Linked DNA regions of Homo sapiens: region 1 is linked to region 2. Evidence: read pairs that join two places in POLR2A ChIA-PET (ENCODE). Cell type or tissue: GM12878. All regions are shown on one strand. Links, peaks and the distances in the headings refer to the core of each region. The heading gives the core; the rest is flanking DNA. Region 1 overlaps LOC124903083 (a long non-coding RNA gene). Region 2 overlaps GLT1D1 (glycosyltransferase 1 domain containing 1).

What was found. ChIA-PET counts read pairs that join two places held together with the same protein. Peaks named below come from ENCODE experiments on the same cell type or tissue, not always from the same donor. Only the 100,000 strongest peaks of a DNase experiment are listed, where the experiment ranks them.
Region 1: POLR2A ChIA-PET joins it to region 2 with 5 read pairs; 4 of 35 experiments call an interaction of 5 or more read pairs at or near these places.

Annotation. Positions count from the first base shown.
Region 1 is chr12:128,826,835-128,832,215 of GRCh38, reverse strand. It overlaps LOC124903083 (a long non-coding RNA gene), which reads right to left. Exons shown (of 2, transcript XR_007063602.1): 2 at 2,770-4,547. Among named protein-coding and RNA genes, the nearest start is that of SLC15A4, 5.6 kb to the right of the region's middle. RefSeq lists enhancers at 1,696-1,805, 2,376-2,445. In GM12878, for the core only: no CTCF peak of the experiment used is centred there; DNase peaks (open chromatin) are centred at 1,535 and 2,185; H3K4me3 peaks cover 1,285 bases; H3K27ac peaks cover 2,898 bases.
Region 2 is chr12:128,892,277-128,897,657 of GRCh38, reverse strand. The region is part of intron 3 of GLT1D1 (glycosyltransferase 1 domain containing 1); the gene reads right to left. Among named protein-coding and RNA genes, the nearest start is that of GLT1D1, 41 kb to the right of the region's middle. In GM12878, for the core only: no CTCF peak of the experiment used is centred there; no DNase peak of the experiment used is centred there.

The DNA.
Region 1 (5,381 bases), core at 116-5,115, 65 kb after region 2:
CCTGGCCTCCTGATCTGCCCGTCTCGGCCTCCCAAAGTGCTGGGATTACAGGCGTGAGCCACAGCACCCGGCCCCACCTTTTTTTTTTTGGAGATGGAGTCTTGCTCGGTTGCCCAGGCTAGAGTGCAGTGGCGTGATCTTGGCTCACTGCAACCTCTGCCTCCCGAGTTCAAATGATTCTCTCACCTCAGCCTCCTGAATAGTAGCTGGGATTACAGGCTTGCGTTACCATGCCAGGCTAATTTTTGTATTTTTAGCAGAGGTTGGGTTTCACCATGTTGGCCAAGCTGGTCTCAAATTCCTGACCTCAGGTGATCTGCCTGCCTCGGCCTCCCAAAGTGTTGGGATTACAGGCATGAGCCACTGCACCCGACCAGATCCCTTTATTATCATACACTGAGATTTTTCTTTTTTGCTTTTATTATTATTATTTATTTATTTATTTGAGATGGAGTCTTGCTCTCTTGCCCAGGCTGTAGTGCAGTGGCACAATCTCAGCTCACTGCAACCTCCACAGGTTCAAGCATTTCTCCGGCCTCAGCCTACTCAGTAGCTGGGATTACAAGCACCTGCCACCATGCCCGGCTGAGTTTTGTATTTTTCATAGAGACAGGCTTTCACCACTTTGGTCAGGCTGGTCTGGAACTCCTGACCTCAAGTGATCTGCCCAGCTTGGCCTTCCAAAGTGCTGGGATTATAGGCATGAGCCACCATACCAGGCAGCCTTTCATTATTATTATTATTATTTTTGAGACTGAGTTGCACTCTTGTTGCCCAGACTGGGGTGCAATAGTGCAATGACGGCTTACTGCAACCTTGGCCTCCCGGGTTCAAGAGATTCTCCTGCCTCAGCCTCCGGAGTAGCTGGGATTACAGGCACCCGCCACCACGCCTGGCTAATTTTTTATATTTTTAGTAGAGACAGGGTTTCACCACGTTGTCCAGGCTGGTCGTAAACTCCTGACCTCAGGTGATCTACTGGCCTTGGTCTCCCAAAGTGCTGGGATTACAGACGTGAGCCACCACGCCTGGCCTCATTATTTTTAATTGATATAATAATTGTTCATAATTATGGGGCATAAGGTAGGATTTTGAAACATGTACTTCTATGAGATCAACTTTTTTAGCTTCTATATATGAGTGAGAGCACATGGTATGTATCTCTCTGTGCCTGGCTGATTTCACTTCATACAATCAGTTATTTTGTATTAGTGCTTCTGTTCTTGTTCTTTGTATTCATCTTCCTTGATCTTTCCTGTAAGGCCTAATCTAGAAAACAAATACACTTATAATTACCAACGAACTATTATATGATTACAGTTTAGGCTAAGGTTGCTTACAAGGAATTGTGAAAGTGGTGGTTAAAATAGGATCTTAGGTGTGGTCACACCATCTTGCGCTTCTTGCAATAGAAGGAAGCAGAAGTTCATTTTCTTTCACTTACTCTCTCTCTCTCTCTTCACCTCCCTGCTTCTATTGGCGAAGCCCAACTTTTGCACGTCTTGGGGGTTTTTTAAACACAGGTGGAAAAGTACGCAAGAAACAGACGTTGCTACTCGCAAGGGTCAAATAAAATGAGTGCCTGAAACAAGTCAAATCAAAATCAGCTTCCTGACCGTACACTCTCACATCCTCTGTTAAAATAAATGCAAGTCATTCTGGGAGCTGAATTAGTTCATACTAAAAGTAGATTAGTGTGGCTTTGGTTTAGGATCAAGGATTTAACACCTGATTCTATTCCGTTGGTTGCCTGTGTTTTTATTGATTTCACTTTTTATACCTTCTGCTTCTATCAAGAGTATTTGTAGCCAGAAAGAGTGGTTGCAACAGTGACTCCTTGAAGTAAATAGAATTTATGGCAACTCTCTGTACCCAAGGAGATTCAAAAGATGTGTGGCATGGCCTGTGGCTGTACTATGGCTAATGACTTATGCTATGGCCTGATGCACAAAGGTGAGGGGGCCTATCCGAGTCCCTCCCTAGGGATCTGGGAAATTGGAGAAGCTGAAGCACTGGCCGTGAGTGCTGAGGCTGAGCTGAGCTGAGGCTGAGCTGTCATGACTCAGGGGGCAGGTGTTCAACAGTTGTTTGTTGAGTGAGTTAGTGATGTACAGATGGCACAGAAAGGCTATGACAGCTGCTTCTAACCCGAAGTTTTGAGGAAGCTGAAACTGTCAGTAAGGAGAGGCAACTGTCTGGCGGTGAGGAGTGAGCAACTCAACAGAGATGTGAAACTACGGCAGAAATGTCATGAAACAGCCAGAGGAGTCAGGCAGTCCCCTGAATGTCCTGTCTGTGACGGTTTCTCAGTTCACTGCCTTAAATCACACCCACTCGAGCTCTGCACTGGGTGAGGCTCAGGAGACAAAGTGGTACCAGAGAAGGGAGAACCCTGTGTTTCCAAGTCTAGTCCACACCACAGGCACCTTTGCAAAGAGTGTCCTTGCCCCTTTTCTAGAGGGCCCTTGAGGTGAAGAGCCAATAGACAAAAATGTTATTTTGGAAGACACGGTTACCTATCCCTTAGATGCCTACTGTATGGGTTGGGTCATTTATTAATTTTAGCTGCAAAGGAGAGACTCATAGGATCACTTTTTGGGGCAGAAGTATATTGCGAGCATATCCAATAAAGTGGGAGGAATCACCTTACATCAATTCTTTAGCTATACCATCACTGGGGGCTCAGTACAGGGGCTGCAAACCCAATCATTACAGAAGCCCAGCAGAAAACTCATGGGTCAGGCATGAGAAAAAAATCAGGCTGGCCTCTCTTGTTCCTTAATTTTTTTATTTTTTATTTTTTGAGACGGAGTCTCACCCTGTCGCCCATGCTGAATGCAGTGGTGCGATCTCGGCTCTCTGCAACCTCTGCCTCCTGGGTTCAAGCAATTCTCCTGCCCTAGCCTTCCAGTTCTTTTATTTTTTCCATTTTTGATAGAATTATGATAGGTGGCTTGGGGCCACAAGTAATACAAATAACAGAAAACCCAACACAGTGGCTTAAACAATGTTAAGACTTATTATCTCACTTCTCCCTGAGTCTCCTGTGCCATCCCCCAAGTCAGTCTCATCCTAAGCTGGTTCATCTCATGGTTGTCAATAGCCATCAGGAGCTATTAGAGCTGCAGGTTTCCTAACTCACATCCAGTTTGGGAGCATGTGCCTCGCCCACAGTCAGCCAATAAGTGGCCTTGCCTCTAGTCTGACTGGGTCAACTTACCTCATTTGTCCACTGCTGGGTCAGTAACCGCAGGCACCAGGGAAATTTCGTGTCCTGAAAGGTTAGAGTCTGCGTTCCTGAACTGGTCACCATGAAGAGGCATGAGACTAGTACTGGTGTGGGCTAGTTCTATCTGGGAACAAGGATGAAGTCAGGTTCTCCTGAGCTACATGGGAAGCTGGTGGGGACAGGGGTGGGTTAAGGAAGACAAATATGTGAAGAGAATCAGGATTGTTTGGAAAAAGAAAGAGTATGGATGTTGGCTAATTAGTCAATCATATCCATTACATTTTAGTACGGAATGGAGTTGCTGGCCGGGCGTGGTGGCTCTAGCCTGTAATCCCAGCACTTTGGGAAGCCAAGGCAGGCAGATCACCTGACTTCAGGAGTTCAACACCAGCCTGGCCAACATGGTAAAACCCCACCTCTATAAAAAATATAAAAATTAGCTGGGTATGATGGCAGATGCCTGTAATCCCAGCTACTTGGGGGGCTGAGGCGGGAGAAGCACTTGAACCTGGGAGGTGGAGGTAATGGTGAGCCGAGATGGCACTATCGCACTTTAGCCTGGGCAACAGAGCAAGACTCCGTCTCAAAAAAAAAAAAAAAAAAAAAAAGAATGGGGTTGCTGATAGAAGTTACTGCAATGATGGTGTGAAATAGACTATGCTGTCCAATACGGTAGCCACTAGCCACAAACCACTTGCAATATGGCTAGTGTAACTGAGGAACAGAATTTTTCATTTTATTTAATTTTAACTAGTTTCAATAGCCACACATAGCTAGTGGCTCCTGCGCTGGACTATGCAGATATGGAGAATTTTCTCTATGATAACAAAAATAAGACAATAGTGAGTGGGGAGGGTTTAGGAAAGCTAGAAAGTGTCTGCCATCTAAAGACAGTGGCTGCTGCTGAGTGTCAGCAGATTGTGGCTACAGGGGGAAGCAAATGTGTTTCCATTACCTGTTGCTACATAATAAACTGCCCCAGAATTTAGTGGCTTAAAAGAACAACCATGTTATTTGTTTACAATTCTGCTATCTGGGTTGAGGCTCAGCTGTGTGGTTCTTCTGCTGGTCTTCACATGGCTGCATTCAGTAGGCAGGTCATCTGGAATGCTGAGAATCCCCTCTCCACATAGTTGCAGACTCCTCCTCAACATATGATGGAAGGCAGGTGGACGTCTAATATGATGGCTCCGGACACCCCAGTCATGAAAGTGGAAGGTGTCAGACTTTAAGCCTGTGCCCAGACCAGGCCCAGAGACACTTTTGATGTATTCTCTTGGTCAAAACAGGTCACAGGACAGGCCCTGTGGTGTGATCTCTGAGGAATACATAAAGGCTTGAATACTATGGGGCATGGTTCAAAGTGATGGGATCATACTAATGTAACAGGTAATCACAAGTCCAGCATTGCCAGAGCTCACATTTATTTTCCCCAAATAGCAAGGCATCCAAATTTATATGTGAAACCTTTCAAACTGTAACTATTAGTTCACTTTCTTTTGGTACCAGCTTTATGGAGACATATTCGCATACCATATAATTCACTTATATAAACTGTAGAATTCAGTGGTTTTTTAGTACATTCACAGAGATGTGCACCAATCTTCCCCTCCCCTCCCCCAGTATCAGGAAACTGTACTAATCTGCATTGTCTGTATGGATTTGCCTATTGCCTATTCTGGCCATTGCATATAAATGTGATCTTGCCAGATGTGGTCTTGGCTCACTTTTTTGTTTTTTTAAACTTAGCTTTAGTTTTCTCAAATGAGGCAATGCAATCGGATTAGTTTACTATCATTCAAAAATGGCAGAGTGTATTGAGCACTGTTTGGACACTGGGTTATCACATGATTCAAATCATTTGCTTTGCTTTCATTCCATGTTTAATGTTAATTTTACTCTAGACTTTGCCTGAGCGTCAAACCTATCAGTCTTAGAAAAAATACTCAAAGATTCTGTCTCCTCTACCAACTGCAAAGTGGAAGCAGCACTGGACTCATAATTAGATATAAGCCTTTCATTGAAGTCTGAGTTCTATTGCTTTCTTTTTTATTTTTTATTTTGAGACAGTTTCGCTCTATCACCCAGGCTGGAGTGCAGTGGCGTGATCTCGGCTCACTGCAACTCCACCTCCCAGGCTCAAGCGATTCTC
Region 2 (5,381 bases), core at 82-5,081:
GCATAAGGTTAGAGAAGTGGTTAAATACATGGAAAAAGTTAGTTTCCTACCTTATATCATATATCTCAAAAGATGGTTCAGGAGCTAAGTAAAAAAAGGTAAGACTACAAGAGAAGTCTGGAATGATATAAGAGAACAAGCAGCTGGCCTCAGCCTGGGAAAGGTTTTCTGAGCATAAAAAGCTATGACATTATTGGATACCACAGGCAGGGTATGAAAAGGAGAAAGAAAAAAAGCTATGAAATTAATTCTAAAGATAAAAAAGCTTTGATTATATTAAAATTTAAAAACTACTGAAATACCACAAATTAAAACAAAAATAACAATTTGGAAGAAACATGTGCAATTGACATGGAGAAAAGAGGAATAATATCCTTACTCAGGAGCTCTTCAAAATTAACAAGGAAGCCAAACATCCCAAGGGGCAAAAAGGGATGGGAAAAATGGGATGTTCACGTGAGAGCAAATATAAGGGACCATAAAATGTGAGGAAAAGTGAAATTTCTCTAATAACAAAATAAATCTAATTGGAACAATAGGAAAGAATTGCATCACATATAAGATTGGCAGTTTTAAAAATAAAAATGCCCAATGTTGACAAAGGTGAGAAAAATGAAAACATACACCCACTTGGTGAATTAAAATGCAAATATTCTTTCTGAAGAGAAATTTGAGAAACTGCATCAATATATTCACATGTTCGTAGCGTTAGACCTTGCAATTCTACCTCTATGAATTCAACCCAAAGACACAATCAGACAAGTACACAAAGACAGAAACAGATTTTTCCCTGTGGTGTTGTTTATGATAAAGATATAAATGCCCAATCTCAAAGAATCATTTACAGAATTTATGATAGAATTCTATGCAGCCATTAAAACCATGTTTGGCACCTTAAAATTATCAAAACTGTAGCTGGGCATGGTGGTGCATGCCTGTAATCCCAGCTACTCGGTACGCTGAGGCAGGGGGACCGCTTGAACCTGGGAGGCGGAGGTTGCAGTGAGCCAAGATCATGCCACTGCACTCCAGCCTGGCAACAGAGCAAGACTCTGTCTCAAAAAAAAAAAAAAAAAAAAAAAGTATGTGTCATTCAGCCCAAATTTTCAAAAATAATAACAATGAAAATATAGTCACAGACATACAAATGTAAGTAATTAAAAGATCACCTACCAAAAAGCTAGTCATGGTTAAAGCACGCATGAAGTACAAAAAAAAAATTGGTAATTTGCTTTTCCCTGGCTTCTTCAGTACTTTTCAAAATTTCTACATTGCATTGGGACAGCCATTTTTTTTAGTTAGAAAGAAAATTCTTAACAAAATATTTTATAAAGTCAGGACTTACAATCTTTCAAGACTTCCTGTAGATAATATATATCCTCCTATCTTTCTCCCACATCATTATTTTCTCCTCTACTCATTATAAAAACTACTCCCTTAATCCCACAGTCCCTGCTTCAATTATTGTCCTTTTTCTCTTTTCTCCTTGACAAAAAAAGCCCTGGTGTTACCTTGACTCAACACCTCCAATGCCTCTCTTCTCATTTAAACCACTCCAGGCAGCTCCCCTGACTGCACCATTGAAACTGTGCTCAAGGTCACTAAGGACCTCCATGTTGGTAAGCTGAATGGTCCGGTCCTCAGTCTTCATCTTACTTAACCTATCAATAGCAACAGGCACATACGCTCTCTCCTTCCTCCTTGAAATGCTTCTTCATTGGTTTCCACCATACCATTCCGTTTCATCGAACTGGCCACTCAATCTCAGTCTCACTAATTTCTCTCTCTGATTTCTCAAAAATGGGCTGCTCCAAGACTCAGTTCTTGGGCTTCTCTTCTCTATCTGCACTTACTCCTTTGGTGATCTCACCAGTTTCCAGGTTTCAATAGCATCTGTAAGGCCGGAAGCGGTGGTTCACGCCTGTAATCTCAGCACTTTGGGAGGCCGAGGGGGGAGGATCACCTGAGGTTAGGAGTTTGAGAGACCAGCCTGACCAACATTGAGAAACCCCGTTCTCTACTAAAATTACAAAATTAGCCCGGCGTGGTGGTGCATGCCTGTAATCCCAGCTACTCAGAAGGCTGAGGCAGGAGAATAGCTTGAACCCAGGAGGCGGAGGTTGCGATGAGTCAAGATTGTGCCATTGCACTCCAGCCTGGGTGACAGAGCGAGACTCTGCCTCAAAAAAAAAAAAAAAATAGCTTCTGTATATTGACCAACAAACTCCCGACCCCTCCCCTAACTTGCCCAGACTTCTACCTACTTCATACCTCCATTCGGATGCCTAATACAAACCCTAAGCTTCATACCAATGTCAAATAATGAGAACCATACTTCTAGTGATGAAATAAAAATACATATAGTTGTATATGTGCATATATACATACATACATTTCCAAGCTCTAAGAGGGCTTACAAGCAAGGACACTGAGTAAGCAATAAGCACAGATCTTAGTTTCTAAATAATATTCTCTAAAAGGACAAAAAAAAATTATAAAGGAACCAGGACTCCTTTGAGAAATAGCCATTTCCAGAAGTAGGACAAGGTAGACAGGAGATGAATCAGGGACATTTTACGATGCCAGAAAGTAGAAAAGTGCTCAGAAAACGATGAATGATGAGAGCATGTCAAAAGAACACAGGCATCAGCTCAAAGCATCTCCTGTGGGCAAATCTGGGGCAATTTGAGCAACCGAATAAACAAAAATAGTAACAGATAATCTGTAAAGGGAAATAAAATAAATATCTATGAGTCCATGTTATATATATATATATAATTTTTAATATATTTATTTATTATTTATTTTGAGATGGAGTCTTGCTCTGTTACCCAGGTTGGAGTGCAGTGGCACAGTCTCAGCTCACTGTAACCTCCGCCTCCTGGGTTCAAGCAACTCTCCTGCCTCAGCCTCCTGAGTAGCTAGGATTACAGGCACGCACCACCATGCTCGGCTAATTTTTTTTTCTGTATTTTTAGTAGAGATGAGGGTTCACCATGTTGGCCAGGCTGGTCTCGAACTCCTGGCCTCAAGTGATCCACCCAACTCAGCCTCCCAAAGTGCTGGGATTACAGCCATGAGCCACCATGCCCGGCCCCCACGAGTCCATACTGAATAACAAATAAATAATCAAATAAGTAAATGGGATCAAAGAGGAAAGTCTTCCGTAAGGTAGAATTCCAGTTAATAAACAAGACGCAGTGCAAATGGAAAAATCACCATCAGGCAAACACCACAGGAATAATTACTGCAGATGAGAACCAGGAAAGGATGATTCCTTCCCTGCAGCAGGACCCAAAAATGGCAGATTCTTCCTCCAGAAGGCCCCACTTCCCCTGTCTGTGCCTGCCCCGAGCTTTCCTTTCTGCCTCCTCTAAAACCCTGTCACCAGTCGAGGCACATTCCATCACAGGTCCCCTACTGAAGGGAAAAGTAAGGAAAGACGGACGGAGAGGATCTCACGCTGGACTTCCCACCAAGGCCCACTTTCATAATCCAAGCACCATACAGTGCTGACGCGGAAGGAGGCTCGAGCCCAGCATGGGTTGTTCTGCTGGCCTCAGTTATGAGAAGCTCTCCATTTGCTCTGAAAACTAACAAGAGGTGCAAGGAAACTGTATCTGGGGGAATAGACTTTATCCTGTGAAAATAAGATAAAAAAGAAAGAAAAGTAGCTAAATAACAATTGCCTGACAATGGGCCCTTCAGGAGAGTGTGTAAACCTTCCTTTGCTGGGAAACTTCAAAACTGAGAAACTTAAGAATTGAACAATTAGTGGGGCGTGATGGCTCACACCTGTAATCCCAACACTTTGGGAGGCCGAGGAAGGTGGATCACTGTGGTCAGGAGTTCGAGACCAGCCTGGCCAACACAGAGAAACTCCATCTTCACTAAAAATACAAAAATTAGCCAGGCGTGGTGGTGCACCCCTGTAGTCCCAGCTACTGACGAGGCTGAGGCAGGTGAATCGCCTGAACCCAGGAGGTGGAAGTTGCAGTGAGCTCAGACTGCACCACTGCACTCCAGCCTGGGCGACAGAGTAAGACTCTGTGTCCAAAAAAAAACAATAAAATTCAATTAAATTAAAAAACCACATTTCTTATGAAAAATATAAAGCTACCATTTTTGCATTTTTAGTTGAACATTGCCATTTTGAAATAGATTTACTCACTTTCACATGTGATTTTTTTTGTAAAAAAAATCTTTGGGCTTAAATATCTATAGCTTAAAACTTATGAAACTACCAATATTCAGCCATTTTATGCCTACAAAACAGCAAATTCACCTCGTTTAACCTATCGTGTGCTATAGATTTCCTATTTATGAGGCTATTTTTGAGGTGTTTCATTTTATACAAACTCTCTTTTGCTCATTTGCTTGACGATAATTTTTTCTTTTCTTTCTTTTGTTTTTGAGACAGAGTCTCCCTCTTTCACCCAGGCTGCAGTGCAATGGCGAGATCTCAGCTCACTTCAACCTCTGCCTCTCAGGTTCAAGCGATTCTCTTGCCTCAGCCTCCTGAGTAGCTGGGATTACAGGCATGTGTCACCATGCCCAGCTAATTTTTGTATTTTTAGTGAAGACGGAGTTTCCCCATGTTGGCCAGGCTGGTCTCAAACTCCTGACCTCAGTGATCCACCCGCTTCGGCCTCTCAAAGTGCTGGGATTACAGGCATTAGCCATCATGCCTGGCCAAGAATATTTTCTTCTAATATGTACCTGGATGATCCTTCACCAAATAATTTCCATAGGTTTCACATACTCTTCATTTAGTTTTGATATTGATAATGTAATTATCAAGTACTTATTACATTATAATATTTATAAGCCAAAAAGCTGAAGCTAAGGTAAGTTTGAATACTATATAATATAGAAAAAAAATTTAAATACTAAAAAAACTTCAAAAATAGACCCTATAGGAAAAATATAACTATTTAAAAACATTTGATTAAAAATGAAATACTCATTATAAAGCTAGACAAGTTCAATACTTTCTTTTACAGAAACGTGTGCTATGTTGTACTGGACAAAGAATCTGATCCATGCAGCTTTCCTGCCCACTAACCTCGATCAATAACCCCCCAAAATAGAAATCCGTGTTTGCTTTAATAACAATGAAATAAATAATACTAATAATAATACTGTAAGATGGATTCATTCAATGTTGTTTCTAGTAAACAGAATTGTTTTTCTTCCGTAAGGCAGTGCATTACCAACTACAGGAATCTAAAGGTAATGAATTTGCAGAGTGAAAGAACAACAGCAATAAGAAAACCTGTAATAAAAGATCCCCTTTCAAGGTAACCCCAACGTGTTTTAATGTCTTTTTTTATTGTAACACACACACGCACACACATGCACACTCACACGTGTGCTCTCTA